Linked DNA regions of Homo sapiens: region 2 is linked to region 1. Evidence: read pairs that join two places in POLR2A ChIA-PET (ENCODE). Cell type or tissue: GM12878. All regions are shown on one strand. Links, peaks and the distances in the headings refer to the core of each region. The heading gives the core; the rest is flanking DNA.

What was found. Peaks named below come from ENCODE experiments on the same cell type or tissue, not always from the same donor. Only the 100,000 strongest peaks of a DNase experiment are listed, where the experiment ranks them.
Region 2: POLR2A ChIA-PET joins it to region 1 with 5 read pairs; 2 of 35 experiments call an interaction of 5 or more read pairs at or near these places.

Annotation. Positions count from the first base shown.
Region 1 is chr18:31,786,186-31,797,467 of GRCh38, forward strand. No RefSeq gene overlaps it. Among named protein-coding and RNA genes, the nearest start is that of SLC25A52, 31 kb to the left of the region's middle. RefSeq lists an enhancer at 6,386-6,445. In GM12878, for the core only: no CTCF peak of the experiment used is centred there; DNase peaks (open chromatin) are centred at 5,766 and 6,216; H3K27ac peaks cover 1,008 bases.
Region 2 is chr18:31,676,791-31,681,790 of GRCh38, forward strand. The region is part of intron 1 of B4GALT6 (beta-1,4-galactosyltransferase 6); the gene reads right to left. Among named protein-coding and RNA genes, the nearest start is that of B4GALT6, 5.3 kb to the right of the region's middle. RefSeq lists an enhancer at 4,482-4,691. In GM12878, for the core only: a CTCF peak has its summit at 4,597; no DNase peak of the experiment used is centred there; H3K4me3 peaks cover 4,535 bases; H3K27ac peaks cover 3,404 bases.

The sequences.
Region 1 (11,282 bases), core at 3,192-8,191:
TCCCACTTTCAGGGGTGCCTGAGAGCTATCTGAATGCTAATCGTGACTCTCATGGAAACAAGAAATTCAGCCTCCTGGCAATCTCTTTACCAGAAAAATCTATCAGGTAGCTCAAAACAATAGCCATTAAATTTATGAAATAGTTAATGTAAACTTTCTCCAATAAATTTCTATGAATCTAATTTTTTCTCAATATCATAGTCAATGACTTTTGTTTGAAAAATGCAACAGAACATTTCCAAGTACCGGCCGTTTCTACCCAACCCCAGCCAGCTGCTATCTGTTCTTGGAATACTGCTCTGAAACTGAACAAGTGAAACTAGAATACATCCAAACCCTTCTCTTAATCAATTACTCCCCATGGTCCTAAGGATATTTTTAAAGAAAAGAAAGTGAAAGTTTCTAATCTCCTCCAGTCATCCCCAGAAGCCAGTGTAGTTCTGGTCCTGGGTTTTTTGAGAAGTCTAAATGTCATAAAATTTGATGACTCTCAGGAAAGACTCATAGCCAAATCTCCACCTATGTGGGTCTGCTATTGATGATTGAATTTTCCACCGTTAAAGAAAAATTACTTTGCTTAAAATATTGTCCTTTTTTAAAATGTAAAAAATTCCAAGAAAACTAAAACTAAACAAAGGTCTATATTTAATGCCTCAGTTAATAAATGATAGCTGACAGAAGATACTGATCGGATGTAAATACACAAATAATATTTTATATCCGATTAGAGCAGGGTTTCTCAATCTTATTGCCGTTGGAGCTAGATAAGTCCTTGTGCTGAAGTTGGGGATGCGCAGGAGGCTGTCCTGGGCATTGTTTTTGTGGGTTTTTTTCCTTTTTTTTCTTTTTTTGAGACGGAGTCTTGCTCTGTCGCCCAGGCTGGAGTACAGTGGCACGATCTTGGCTCACTGCAAGCTCCGTCTCTTGGGTTCACACCATTCTCCTGCCTCAGCCTCCCGAGTAGCTGGGACTTACAGGTATCCGCCACCACACCCGGCTAATTTTTTGTATTTTTAGTAGAGACCGGGTTTCACCAAGTTAGCCAGGATGGTCTCGATCTCCTGACCTCGTGATCCACCCACCCCAGCCTCCCAAAGTGCTGGGATACAGGCGTGAGCCCCCGCGCCCGGCCCGTCCTGGACATGTTACATATTTAGTAGCATCCCTGGGCTCTAAACACTAGAGACCAGAAGCAACTACTCAGTTGTGGCAACCAAAAATGTCTCCAGACCATTTTAAATGCCCCCTGGGAGCAAAACTGCCCTTGATTGAGAACCACTGGACTACAGCTTTATTATGTAATGAGGCTACTAATACATGCAGTAACACAGAGGAATCTCAAAATCACTACGATAAGTGAAAGAAGTCTTGCCTGAAAGAGTATTATTGTATGATTCCATTTATATGAAGCTCTAGAACAGCCAAAACTAAGCTATAGTGTGAAAAAAATGGAACAGTGGTTGTCTATAGGTGAGTGGACACAGCGGCCCACGGGATGAGATATGAGGGGACTTTCTGGGATGATGATAATGTTTTATAGCTCAGTAGGAATTTGGGTTACACACGTGCATGCATTTGCCAAAAATCAGCAAGCATACACTTTAAGATTTGTGCATTTTATTTTATCTAAAGGAAAAAATAACACTAAAAAAATGTTGAACTAATGACATGGATGCTGAAGTATTCAGGGGGAAATACACTGATGTCTTCAATTTACTTTGCAATATATTAAAAAAGGTGACTTGGTGGATCAACAGAAGATGTAGAGAGATATGTGATAAAGTAAAATGTTAATGGTAGAACCTTTGCATACAGTAGTATATGGTATACAATTTTTTAAAGTTGTTTAAATGTTTAAAATTTTTTCATAGTAAAACACTGAGGAAAAAAGATTATGTGGCTAGTAAGTGGTGTTCAAGTTCCTAAGTCAGCAGCTTTATAAATATTTGTGCTGATAAAGCCAGCCCTTTGCTCCCTCACTTCATCCACGTCTTCATTCGAACACCACCTTGTCAGTTATCTCTGACCCCCTTCTGTAAAATAATGCCATGATCCCCTGCCAAGTCCCCAGCTCTGTCTTCTGCATCATCTTTCTTTATAGCACTTACCATAGCCTGACACATATTTATTTCCTATTTATCTCCTTCTGCCAGAACATAAGCTCAATGTGATCAGATTCATTGTCTGTTTTACACACTGTGGACTCCCCAAGGTCTAAAACCATGTTTGATACACAGTAGAAGTTCAACCATTGTCGAATGAAAACAATGCTGAAAGGATCAAGAAAATTTTTCATGTGCAATTGCTGTGTGCAAGATGCTGGGCCAGAAAAGTAAAGCAAGATTGGGTATACTCTCTGTTCTCAAGGGATCTTCAGTCTAGTTGGGCAACATAGGACGCTGATAAATAAGATCATAACAACACACAGCAGTATATGCTAAGTACCAAAGGAAAGCTAAAGAACAAAGCACAAAAGGCCCCTTGGAAGAGAGGAGACTTAAGCTTTTTCTCAAAGGAACAGTAATGACTGCCTGGTTTCCTTGGAAATGATACTTGTCATTATAAATTAATACATTGGGATGCCACTTTTGAGGGTTGTGTGATGTATCAGTTCCCATGAATTCACTCAACTTGATGTATGCTGGCATAATAACACTGTGGGAGTTCCCAAAGCGTTATTGGGATAATGAGATGGGTAATGAGAGGAAGAATTCGAAGACCCAGAATAACTAATAGAATCAGTCTCAGAAGAAGGAATGTGATTTACAGCCCAGGTAGAGAAATTGACTTGGGGCAGGAAAAAGAGGATTTCTCCTTCTGAGCCTACAGGGGAAGAAGTTGCTTGTAAGACTAGAATTGAGTAGGCAGAAGACAAGAAGATAATGGTGTCTATGCCTTCATTTGCCCTCTGAAAGGGGAAAAGGACCTTGGTCAAAGCCTGAGTGTCCAGGAAATGGATAGAGGCAATACCACGTAGTGGTTAAGAGATTCTGCAGACAGAATCCTGGTTAATGCCAATTCTGTTACTTAGTAGCCGTGTTACAGTAGGTAGGCAGACATGAGCAGCGTGGGAGGGGTCCCCCCCACCACCCCCAACAGGAATATCAGGCGACCATCAGGAGATGATGGTCAGGCAGTTCTTAAATGTCTCTCTAAAATAATAATTGGTTGCAGCCAGCGCCAGAGAAAGGCAGTCTCCTAGTAGACAGAAAACACCTGAAACTGGTGATCAACAGCTTCCCGATAAGGTCTCAGGAACTGCGTGAGTGGGCTCGAGCATGTGCACGAAGAGGTAAAATGGCAGAGTTTAACTGGTATATGACCTTCCTCTAGGAGCACTCGACTGGTAAGGAAAGAATGCCTTTAGTGAGCATGCGCACAACTTTAGTAAACACACTGCACATGCGGCCCCTCCCACGTGCTGGCAGGCCAGTGTGCAGGCGGACAGCCCACCCCAGGGGAAGAATCAGGGGAGAAGTAACGCAACCCCAGAAGCACACTCAATGTACTAAACCCCAAGTCAAAGGTCAAACTATGTACTTGATCTCTAAAGTCACCCACTTGGCCCTCCAAGTGTACTTCCTTTTGTTCCTGCTCTAAAGCTTTTTAACAAACTTTCACTCCTGCTCTAAAACTTGCCTGGGTCTCTCAGTCTGCCTAATGCCCCTGGGTCAAATTCTTTCTTCTGAGGTGCCACGTGACTCAGATACGTTCCCTAGTGGTAACAGCTATGTGATCCTAAGCAAGTCACATAACTTATCTGTGCCTTAATTTTCTCATCTATAAAATAGGGATGTGAGATTATAATAGTATCTCCCCCACAGGGTTGTTAATTTAAATAAGTTAATACATGAGAGGTGTTTTGAATAGCGCTTGGCACATAGTATTATTTGGAGGTCTAAGGAAAGTGGGGAAGGTTCGTGAGAGCTTTGCAAGAAAGCATTAAGAGAGGAAGGTTAGGCCAGATGCGGTGGCTCACACCTGTAATCCCAGCACTTTGGGAGGCTGAGGCAGGTGGATCACCTGAGGTCAGGAGTTCAAGACCAGCCTGGCCAACATGGTGAAACCTTGTCTGTACTAAAAATACAAAAATTATCTGGGCGTGGTGGTAGGCCCCTGCAATCCCAGCTACTCAGGAGGCTGGGGCAGGAGAATCACTGGAACGTGGGAGGCAGAGGTTGCAGTGAGCCGAGATTGTGCCATTGCACTCCAGCCTGGGCAACAAGAGTGAAACCCTGTCTCAAAAAAAAAAAAAAAAAAAGAGAGAGGAAAGTAAAATGAATTTTCTCTGATGACCAAATGAGGTCATAGACTGTAGATTAATTGTTGTACTAATCTAAAGACTTAGATTTTCTCCAGAAACACTCAGCCCCCTGTTGTTGGAGAATAGAAAGTGGACTTTAAGATGTATCCAAGATTGAAGGCCTACAAAATGAGTTGTATGGAACCACAATGGATCTACGAGCTGAAAATGCTGAAGAAAGGAGTAGTTCAACTGGTCAACCTGAACACACAGGTCTAACAGAGATGGTTGTAAAGATGTGAGTTTGGGGCGTGGGGTCTTACACTCATGGAAGTCACCCAGGGTGGCAGCAGGAGTGAGGGTAGAAAGGAGGATTTGATTCTGGGGTGAGAGTCATCATGTGTTTGGGAGATTCCTGATGTTCAATCAATGGTGACAACAGGGAAAGGTGCGGGGAGGTGATGTTGTCCATAGAGAGGGGTTAAAAGACAGGGGTCATTTAGGGAAAGCAATTAGCTCTTTCAGGCCTCACGGAGTGGTATTCCTGGAGTGGGGGACAGGAGAGTGAGGGTGTTATGGACTGAATTGTGTGCCCGCCTCCCCCAACCCGTCATATGTTGAATCCCTAATCCCTAATGTGACTGTATTTGGAGATAAGGACTCCAAAGAGGTAATTAAGGTTAAATGAAGTCATTACCTCATTTTGCTCATACTGCCATTAAATGGCAGTCTTTTTAGCCTAATGTCACAACCTGCCTTAGACCCAAAGGATAGTTGCATATAAAGCCTTCCCTTTCTATTCCTCCTGATTTGGTGCCATCCTTCGTGGTGCTGTGCCTGGGTTGCTACAGGAGTATATAGAAACCGCACACCACCACTGTTCTATCCTTTCACCCCCACGACTAGTGTCCTTGTAAGAGGAGGAAGCCCCAGGGGTGCACACTCACAGACGAAAGACCATGTGAGGACACAGTGCGAAAGCAGCCACCTGCGAAGCAAGGAGAAAGGCCTCAGGAGAATCTAACTGGGCCTGAGCTTTGATCTTGGACTTGCAGCCTTCATCACTGAGAGAAAATAAGCTTCTTTGAAGCCATCCAGTCTGCAGTATTTTGTAATGGCAGCCCTAGGAGACTAACACAGAGGGCATGGCCCAGGATCTCACCTTCGTCTTTGCAGGACTAAAATCTAATTTTGTTTGTTTACATGATAGATAATCATTCCAGAACTGACTCATATTTACCAAACTCATAAAAATTTGCTGTGTAGACCAGAAGAATAATTTGATTAACATAGCAAAATAAAGCCTCCAGGAGAACTGGAGCGCACTCCGTCGATGCCAGTGCATTCTCTCCCTGTTGGCAAATATTTGGGAAGCTAAATTATTATCTGAAGGTCACTTGGTGAGCATGGTTTTAAAAGAAAGAGAAGTGGAGAGTATTGAAAGACATTGCTGTAACTCAATGCTGCCAGTGACATGGGCCTGTGACCACAAAATAGGTTTACATCCTCTTTGCTTATTCAACTTATTATGACTCTAACACCCACTGGTCCACTTCCTTCAAAGCGCCTTGCCAGTTATTTGTGGGAGTTTCTCTAGGTCTTGCCTCAAGGGAACTATGCCACAGATCCCTGTTGCTTCTTAACCCTCAACACTGACCATCTTTGTAAAATAGCCACCTGGTGGGGACAGCTGTCCCTCATGATGCCCACTCTAATGCTTCCACTCTGCCCTCAGTGTGGGGACCCTGTTGCCACTAATTCCCCGGAGGACAGTTCAGACCAGACAGTGGCTTTTATTAATTTTTAGTAAAGTAGGAAGACAGAAAATGATGTGGAAACTATCTTATAACTGCTACTGACCATAACCTCAAGAGTTCCTGGAGAGCTTGCAATAGACCTCCTCATAATAAGAGTAGGCCTGACTCCCCAGGCACCTCTAGGCATCCCCACAAATTAAGTTCAGACCCAATTGCACCCGAGGGGATGTCCTCTCCCACTCCGTCCTACCTCAGGATGACTGGCAGTAGAAACAGGTATTCCCCGCAGGGGAGGAACCCTCACACTCACCATGTGATGTGGCTTCACGGCTCAGACACTGCAATAGCAAAAGCCAACACTACCCTCAGTCTTAAAACCTCCCTTTTCTTGACACTTCCACCTTCTAAAGATGCCAAGTATATGGATGTGACTGTGAAATGTGCCCAGATAAATTTTAAGGAGATACAATATTGACTCCTGAGTGTTAAACCAATAAATTACAACATAACAGATGTGATTCACCCTGTTCAAAGGTTACTTTAGAGGTTATACTTTCTCCCAGGCCATAAACAGGAATAACACATAAGGGCAACTGATGCTTGATTGGACACAAAAGGAGACTAGCTTTATCACTGCTATGGACACATCGGAGACAGAATAGGTGAGCAGAGGATGTTGTCTATGTGACGGTAATAGATGGGTATTGGATAATGAGAAGCCATTCATCAGAGCCCAGGAAGAAGAAACCCAGAGCCTGGGAAGAAGAAACACTGAATCTGAGAAACTCAGTCACCAGAGAGTACTTTTCTGGGAAGCTGTGGTTTATGGAAAAGAAGGAATGCAGGTTGGAAAAGCAAAAAGAGAGCAGAGGACAGCTGCTTCCTAATTCCACAGGTAGCTCCCACCTGGGCTATCTCTAGTGTATGGCTCTTGAGACTTCATATTTATTTAGATTCTGCTTTACAGTTTACAAAGGGCTTCATATGTCTCTTATATGCTGAGGAAAGATAGTGGTGTTATATTGCTGAGGGAAACTGAGGCAAGATTTTAGTACTAGTAGAACTATAGAACTGATCTAGCACCCAGATCTTCAGCTTCCAATTCAAAGACATTTCCCCTCTAGGATTGCTGATCCAAACCAGAAGCTTGTCTCCGCAGCTTTGTCTGCCCTTTCTTGTCAAGCCTCCTCATGCCATTGCACTTTCCTACTTGCCTTGAACACCTTCCCTTTATATTCCTCCTGATTTGGTGCCATCCTATGCCTGGGTTGTTACAGAGAGTATATAGAAACAGCACAAGGCCATTGTTCTATCCTTTCACCCTTTGAGATGCAAGCACTATTTATCTTGGAATTTTTCATTTGGGTAATAACTAGACAAAGAATTACAGTACCTACTCCTTTCCTCCTTCAGCAAGGAGTCCTCAGGCAAGGTAACACTACTGGGGCCAGGTTCTCAGAAGAGAAGACTGTGAGAAGGAGGAGGAGGAAGAGGAGGAGGAGGAAGAGAGGAGGAGGAAGAGGAGGAAGAGAGGAGGAGGAAGTGGAGGAGGAGGAAGAGGAGGAGGAGGAAGAGGAGGAAGAGGAGGAGGAGGAGGAGGAATAACAGCCATTTATCATTCTTTGTATTGTTAGCTGGTGAAGCAAAATGGATACACTTTGTCTCTACAAACACACATTACAGCCAATGAGACATAAAAAAGGTGAAAATGGGCTACATTTTAAAAACATTATTTGCCTTGCATATTTTTATGAGTCTCCTTGACCCTGAAACTGAGGAAAAAATAACCTTCAAAGCAGAGAAGGGAGGTAGTGAAAGCAAACCAAACCAGAATACGAGATGAACATCATTGACATCAGAAACCATCTGCTGGTCTTTGTTGTTAAGAAAAACCCGTTAGCCTGGTTTAATGGGGACAGATCAGACAGCATGAGGTGGATTGTGCTGAAAGAAAACATGCAACTATCCCCCTATCCTTTGGGTATAAGGCAGGTTCTGACATTAGGCTAAAAAGACTGGCATTTAATGGCCCTGCATTTGCATAATGACCTTCCTTCTGTAGCTTGTGATATCTCAGCTAATTGCTTTAGAACACTTCTGCTACATCTGGGGTTTTTTTGTTTTTGTTTTTGTTGTTTGAGACCAGCTTTTCACTTGTTTCCCAGGCTGGAGTGCAATGGCGTGATCTCGGCTCACTGCAGCCTCCGCCTCCTGGGTTCAAGAGATTCTCCTGCCTCAGCCTCCCGGGTAGCTGGGACTACAGGTGCCCACCACCACATCCAGCTAATTTTTATTTTTTATTTTTGGGGGTTTTTTTTGTTTGTTTGTTTTTGAGATGGAGTCTCACTCTGTTGCCCAGGCTAGAGTGCAGTGGCATGATCTTGGCTCACTGCAACCTCCAGCTCCCGGATTCAAGCATTTCTCCTGCCTCGGTCTCCCAAGTAGCCAGGAGTACAGGTGCGTGCCACCACGCCTGGCTAATTTTTTGTATTTTAGTAGAGATGGGATTTCACCATGTTGGCCAGGATGGTCTCCATCTCCTGTCCTTGTGATCCACCCACCTCAGCCTCCCAAAATGCTGGGATTACAGGCGTGAGCCACCACGCCTCGTCCATCTGTTAGGTTTTACTACTTTCTAATCCATTCAAAATCCTCACTACCGGCCAAGTCCCAAGCCACTTAAAATTTTTGGAACATGAGGTTGTATGAACCAGAATTCATATGATTCACCTGGTGAGATATATGTGATGTGCTATCAGAAAGAAGGTAATGCCCAGAGAGAACACAAAGTCATAAAAAAAAAATCCTGATTTCTATGTCCTCTTATGTCACAGGGATGAGCTTTGAACAAAGCTTTGTTCCTTCCCATTGAGCTAGAGGAATCTTCCTGTGGATAGAATCTGTGATTCTATGAGTCAGGCAGTTCTCAAACTCCTCTGTGTAACCTGTAACTGAAGAATAAGGAGGTTCATAAATTTGGAAAGGAGAGCTTAATTTCTCAGCAAGACTTGCAGCCTGTATGGTGGCAATTCTGACAGGCTGGGAAGCACAGCCTTCAGTCAGAAGCCAGAAACAGACACTTTGAGGGAGGGGGAAGGGGAACAGGAATTTATGCAAGCAGGGTGGACAATTAGCCATAGATAAATATATCTTAGTTCTTCAGGTAATTCTGATATGAATACCCCCCACATTTAAAAAGCTGTAGGAGGAGTCATGAATATTTATGAGAGGAGAAACGTGCATGTGCAGCTGAGCTTCATGCCCCTTCATGGGTCCCAAAAAATGTCGGCATTGGCACGATCCGATCTTGGCCCTCTAACATCAAAAAGTAAAGTAGAGGACACAAAAACCCTCACTATGCATCCTCTGTGGACTGGCCAGAACCAATCTGTGGTAGGTGGTCTATCATTAGGAAGGAAGCCTGATTGGTTGTGGTGTCAACACTGCAAAAGGGAAGGGCAGCATCTGGCTGTTGGCTGATATCTGCAGTGGTGTCTTTCAGAAAGGCTGGTTTCTGGCCAGTCAAGGTGGCTCACACCTGTAATTTGAGCACTTGGAGAGGCTGAGCAAGAAGGATGGCTCGGGCCTAGGAGTTTGAGACTAGCCTGGGCAACATGGCAAGACCCTGTCTTGTATTTTTTAAAAACTTTAAATAAATACATAAAAATTTAAACATTTTTTAAAAATTAAAAACCAAAAAGGCTAGTTTCTGTTTAGCCATCAGGGAAGAAAGCCCTAATGACGTCAGCAAGGAAGGAGGTATAATGAGGGATGTTCAATCTCTCATCTCATCATGGCTAGGAACTCAGCTTCCAAGCTTTCTCTGGGGTCCCCTTGGGCAAGTGGGGGATCCATTCAGTTGGTGAGTGGGCCTAGAATTTTGTTTCTATTTCTGAAACCTGAGAGTGGTCCCAGACTTTTGGGAGAGAGGGTCCTGGTACCCACCATAATAAAATTCAAATTCTGAACTAATTGTGGTCTTATCCGCCTGTCCCAGGGGCAGTGTGGGCCAGGCACTCTCAGGCCCCGCTTAGGCTGAGCTCCTATTCTATGACTTCATTTTCTCAGCAGGTGAAGCGGGGGCTTGCCCCAGGAGCCAACAGAAAATCATCATGGTGAGGTGGGAAGCACGAGGACTGGAATCAGCAGATCTGAATTCTAAACTTGGTTGGCTACTGACAACCTGTATGACCTTAGACACTTAGCTCTAGGAGTCATTTAATAATAACTAAAAGTATCTATCATATATTAAGAGCCTATATGTGCCAGAGCCTATATTAAATACCTTACATATTTTAATTTATACATGTAAAATAATAAAATATATGTTAAATAATTCTCACAACAACCTAAATGAAGTCTAATATATCAATTTTTATTCTCATAGCATTTTATTTGCTAGAACAAATGAATACATTTAGCTCTATTTGGTCTATAAAATATTTGGAGAAAGCTAAAGTCTTTAAGTATTTTATTTTAGACAATAGAATATAAAAACTTAGTTGATGTCATTACTGGAAAATTATCCAAATATCAAAGATTTTCTCACATAAATCAGTGGATTACTTATTCATACAGTTAAATTCCAGTAAATACAATAAGAAGACAACATCTTCAAGGGTCAGAATAGGGTTTGATGTGTGACAAAATATAATTCAAGTTTATTTCACTAAAAAAAAAAGGTCAATTAGAAAGCTTAGTGGGACAATCAGAAGGGTAGCAAGCTCTGATCAAGGGATAGCAGAGCGTTGTCTCTAAAATGGTGTAATTTTTGTTTTCATTTTGCCAGCAAATGAATGTTGTCAGGGTTCCCTGCGATGGGGAAATTAGGTTAAATTTTGAAAATCAAACTGTTAAAATCCATCATGCTATGCAAGTCCAGACTGCTGAGAAAAATGACTAAACTACAGAAAGTTTTTTTCAGTGAATGGTTGAGAATGTGGGGTTAGAAAGGCAGTTATCCCGTTCCTCACTCATCATTAAGGGTCGTGTCAACACTCCTATAACAAAAGACAGTTAACAAGAGAAAAGCACAACAAATTTACTTAAAGTTTTACATGACATGGGAGCCTTCGGAAATGAAGACTCAAAGACCCAGAGAAAACTGTCTGTTTTTTTGCTTAGGTTTGATGAAGAATGGACAGCTGTGCGAAATGTGGTTAGACAAAAGGTGTGATCTAATGGTAATAGACTCAGGGGGACCCAGCAAGACTGATGCAGATTCTTCTTGGCCTCTCTGTGGGGCATTCCTTTCCTCTGGGTATAGGACAGGACACTTGTCA
Region 2 (5,000 bases), core at 1-5,000, 110 kb before region 1:
ACATCTGGGTACGTGTTAAAAATTAATCAGAATCAGAATCTCCCATAAGACCTGGGAAATAAGCTTATTAAAGCATATCACCTTAAATAAACCTTAAGCACATTCATATTTGAAAACTATTTCTTGTAGTAATTCTCCACACATAACATTTGTAACAAGTAAAACAGTAGACCCTTCCTTCCAAATCAGTTTAACTTATATTAAATATATCTTCTTTTACATAGCTTTTGAATATACCACAATTCATTTGGACATAAGAGTATCTGTGTTTCATCCTTAATGAACACATAACACAACAATTTGGTGAAGCCAAAGACTTTCACTAATTCAAGTAATTAAACATAAAAACAAAGATGCAAGCAAAAAGCCATACTACACTTCTGGAGGAAAAAAAATAAAACATTAAGATTTGAAATTACTAAGTATATTTTCCTAAACATTTTGCTGTGCTTCACAGCCAAAAATATAATTACTGACATAAACATCCTTTAAGCTAACTCTCCTATTTCAACTGAGAAGGGGGTATTGCTGTATCTTAAACCAAACTCAGCTAAATTTTGCTAAAACCAAAAACAATTATGTCCACAGGCAGTCTAACCATGAAACATAGCAAATCAAACTGGCCTAATACAGGATGTAAATGCTGAAGAAAAACAGAATTGAGTGCCACCTGAAAGTTTCCAGTGGGCCCAAGATATGAGGTAAAAATATCTCATTATAACTGGAGTAAATGCTTAATTTTCCAAAGGCATGTTAAAGGCATTATGGGTATCCTCAGAAAACCTACTCTCAATCTTCACTTGAATCGATCTTCAACCTGAATCACTGTATTACTTGTATATTATTCTCTTTATTATCCTGACAAAAGGCAGAATTTGAATGAAAACATCTTTTAAATATTAAATCACCGTGTCCTTCAGGAATTAAAAAGAAAACACGAAACAGATTCAGAGGGACAAGGGGAAAGGAGAAAAGAGGAAGGGAAAGAGGTGGGGACAGCCAGCTTAGGCTGGCAAACCGCAGGCTCAGGCAGTGGTGACAAAAGCCAGCTTGGTCCAAGGCGGCCAAGAAAATGGACTAGAAAAAGAATGTTGCAAACATACAGGTCTGAGGAGCTCCCAATGGCGACCTAGGAAACCCAAGCTCTAGAAAAATCACTCCTCACACATGTCTCACCTCAGCCTCCCCTCCTACCTCCACATTTCTACTTAAGACAAACATGAAAGGCAGGCTTGAAAGGGAAAAGGAGTCACAAAAGACAGTGTGGGTGGCGGACAGGTAGAGGAGCAGGTCTGCCCTTTTGCAAGGTAAGCCAGGGTGCTGCGGAGTCTAAGCACACAGTATAAACACAGCACTGAGTAACAGTGTTTAAGGGAATCCAAGAGGTCTGTCCAGTATCCCAAACAAAGCACCCTCTCCAGGGTAATCACAGCTTTAAGAGGCGGTCATCTACCCTCACCTCACAATGTGTAAGGAAAGGAGCACTTATAAGGCCACTTATTTCACTGATTGCAGGTCAGTTAGAAGACTGGTCTTTTTTTTTCCTCTCTCTCTCTTTTCAATAAGCCTCAACTCTGCCTCATTGTAATTACCCTCACTGCTAACTTAGGCTATCCAAAAAATTTCATCGCTCGTCTATACAGTATTCCTTCAAACTGAAGAAAAGAGAGCTTGTATTTCCCCAAAATCTTCCATTGTCCAGGGCAAAAATAATTAGTTCCTTCAACTCGGGCACAGTAGAATGAGTCAGGAATCCTAAGGTGTACATTTCAGCTCTTCCAACAATGATGTGTGACACTTTCGGCAAGTGGCCATCTTCCAGAGCCTGTCCTTCCTTCTCTCATTTCACAGACAAGGCTAGCCCTACTGGCAAGGGGTCAGGGGTGTGGCAGGGAAGACATGGATCTCCAAATATGGACAACGCGGTGGGCTCTCTTTGGGATTTTGCTCTTGGGGCTGCTCTGCTCATAGCTCTGGCTCCAGAAACCAATGCTTCTATGCCCAAGTTTCCCCTGGCCTTGGGCCCTTGGACAGGGGGGCAAACGCAAGGGCTCTGAGGGTGAGAGGAAAAGCCACAGCTAGAACCATCAGAGATGAGGCCCAGAAGGACAAGTGCCCTGAGAAGCCCTGCAGGACAACCTGTGAGAAACAGGCTTTCCACAGGACGGGTTAGGAAATTAACTACTGTGTACCACACTGCCTCAAAAGGAAAATGCATTTTAGTCCCAACCAAATTACACGTAGTGTTTGGAATACCTATTACACACAGACACTACAAACCTAGGTGAGAAGTTTCTCTTCTGAAAGTAATCACAGACATGGCTATTTTTATCTTTAATAAACATTAAAGGCAGTAATGATAAGCACTGCTGCAGAAAAAAACACACCTCTGCCTCACTCTGCCACATTGTTTAACAGACTTCAAATGTATTTGTAAAAGGAAGGCTAAGGTGAAAAATAGCAGTTAGCATTGCCAGATTTCAATGAATCAAGTTTCCCTTCAATATTGCCTAATTTCCCACAAGGCCATGGGATTTGGATTAGTTTACACTGAAGAGATATAGCTGAGTCACATATGCTACTTAGGAATGGCAATCTGACTGTGGAAACAATCTCTAACTCATCTCTCATCTCTTGAGTGTGGAATGGACCCAATGACTCTTGTAACAAAGCTAGGGAGTGAGAAGGAGGGTAGCAAATCCCATCGGATACTTTCAAACTATACTTGGTCTTCCTCTGTATTCCAATTTAACCCGTGATTCCATGTTTCAGAGGAAGTCACACAGTGAGTCACTTCCAGTTGAAGGAGTGAGTTTTATTACTCAGATGTGTTGGAGGATAAATAAATACCATTCACCTACATGATGAAGACAATCAAATCTCTCTCCTGGGCAGCACGCCCTTACTTTCATCTGCCTACCTACTAATTCTTCCTGGATATCACACAGGGATCCCAACTCAATTTCTCTAAAAGCAAAATAGCCCCCCAAAGACGTGACTTTCTATACTCCCTATTAATAGCTACCTGAATGTCTAAGCTAGAATCCAAACCTCATGTTAAAGCTCTTCCTGTTTCTTCAAACCTACTATTCCCATCCATTCAACTCTGCCCTGATGAACTACCAACCTCGACAGTTCTAATCTTCTATTGGCCATTGCCCCCTATAACCCATCCTTCATGCTAGAAGGGTCACTCTAAGACAATGGACTGCATCGCTTTCAAGACTTCTGACATTTCCTGTTACTCACAGGACAAAAAAAGCATGGGACATGTGGCCAGTAAGGGAGGCCCAGAAAAAAGAGATGCCCAATACCATGGCCCTCCATGATATTCGGATACCAAATCCGAACTCCTGAAATGGGCCATGCAGATCAGAGCACTGGGTGAATAAAACTGAAAGACCTTTGAAACAAAGCAGACTATTAACAGCTCCAAAGAACACAGCCAGGCCCACTTGCCAGGGCCAGGAGGCTAAAGGGCTATGATAAGAAAGCTGCAGGGTTAACTAGCTACCTTCTGTGCTAGCCCAGGAAGAACCCCAGCCAAAATGCCAGAGGGACTCTGAGGAAAGGACCTAAGATACCTCTCCCACAACATACATGCTTGCACATAGACCCCACACTTTGACTACCCATCGCCATCAGCTCCACCATTTCCAGCAGGGCACACACCCCAGGGAGGCCCAAATAACAAAGCACTCAGCCAGATAATTCCTCCAAGGGCCCAGAGGAAGTCAGACCAAAGTGGCCCAACCAGATTTCACCTCTACCCAGAGAGCAAAACAGCCCGTCAGTGTGTCTAGGAAAGGTCAGGGCTTCTGGTGAGTCAAATGGACAGTGAAATCCCCACTCCCAGGGAAGTTATGTAATCTCCTCCCATTATATAGCCCCACTGATTACAGGCACTATCAATTTATTTTGTAATCACAGAAGCTTTGATAAAGCTGTATGAACAAAGACCAGTCTCTCTCTGCCAGGAATTTTAGAGACCTCAAGCATCTGAACACCATGGCTGGACACTGGAGCCCCAGAGACCTTTCAAAACCTGGCCCATGTGCCACTCCAAGCCCTAAGCAGTAGCTGGATGGAGCTACTCCCATTTTCTAGAAGCTTTGCTCATGCTGTTCCCTCTGACTAGGATCCCTTTGCTCAGTCCAGATAAATCTCATCCATTACATTTCAACCACTTTCTCCTCTGGAAATCCTTAACCAGCCCTCACTTCCCACCACATGCCTTCCAAGGATTTACTACAGCAGTTTTATGGGGCTCAGCCCATTGTACTATGACGGAAGAAAATGAGCCTTAGTCATCTATCTTCCATACCTCAATGTCCAGCCTCTCTTGGGTGCACAACTCCTATTGTTGAATGAACTTGTAAGTCAGCTCATCTTTGATATGACAGCAAGAAAATGACTACGTTATATTGGAAGTTATATTAATAAAGGTTTCCTATTAAATGCAATTCTGTTCTCAATCCAGCCAAGTCAAAACCTTGGAGAGAAACTGCACTCATCTTTGCAATCATGCACAAAGGTAGACACAGAATAAGAAATAATTTATGGCTCTGGCCTCTAGGGGTGGGCTACAGCAATCTGTCCATGGACTTCCTATGGTGTGGTGATGGGGCAGGTGTCTGCCATCCAGTTTCCCTGAGTACTAAGGTTTATAATGTAAAGACTATCCCTGTGTTTCCTGTATGCATTAGACACTTCAAGAAAAATGGTTCCTTGAAAATAATGAGCTTTGAGTTCTATGGAACTCACTGTAGTTGACCCAAATAGTCCAGAAATAGACTATTTCAGAGGAACATCTGAAAACACTGGAAACTAAACAGATTACGCTGCCTACAACTGTGTGATGTATCTGCTCAAGATGGCAAAGAAGAGGAACTAAAATGACAGAAGATCTACCTGGGAAGAAAGCCCATGACATACACAGGGCTCAGGACAGAAAACAAGTAGGGAAAGAGAATTAAAGTTTACCAAACAGGTTGATATGG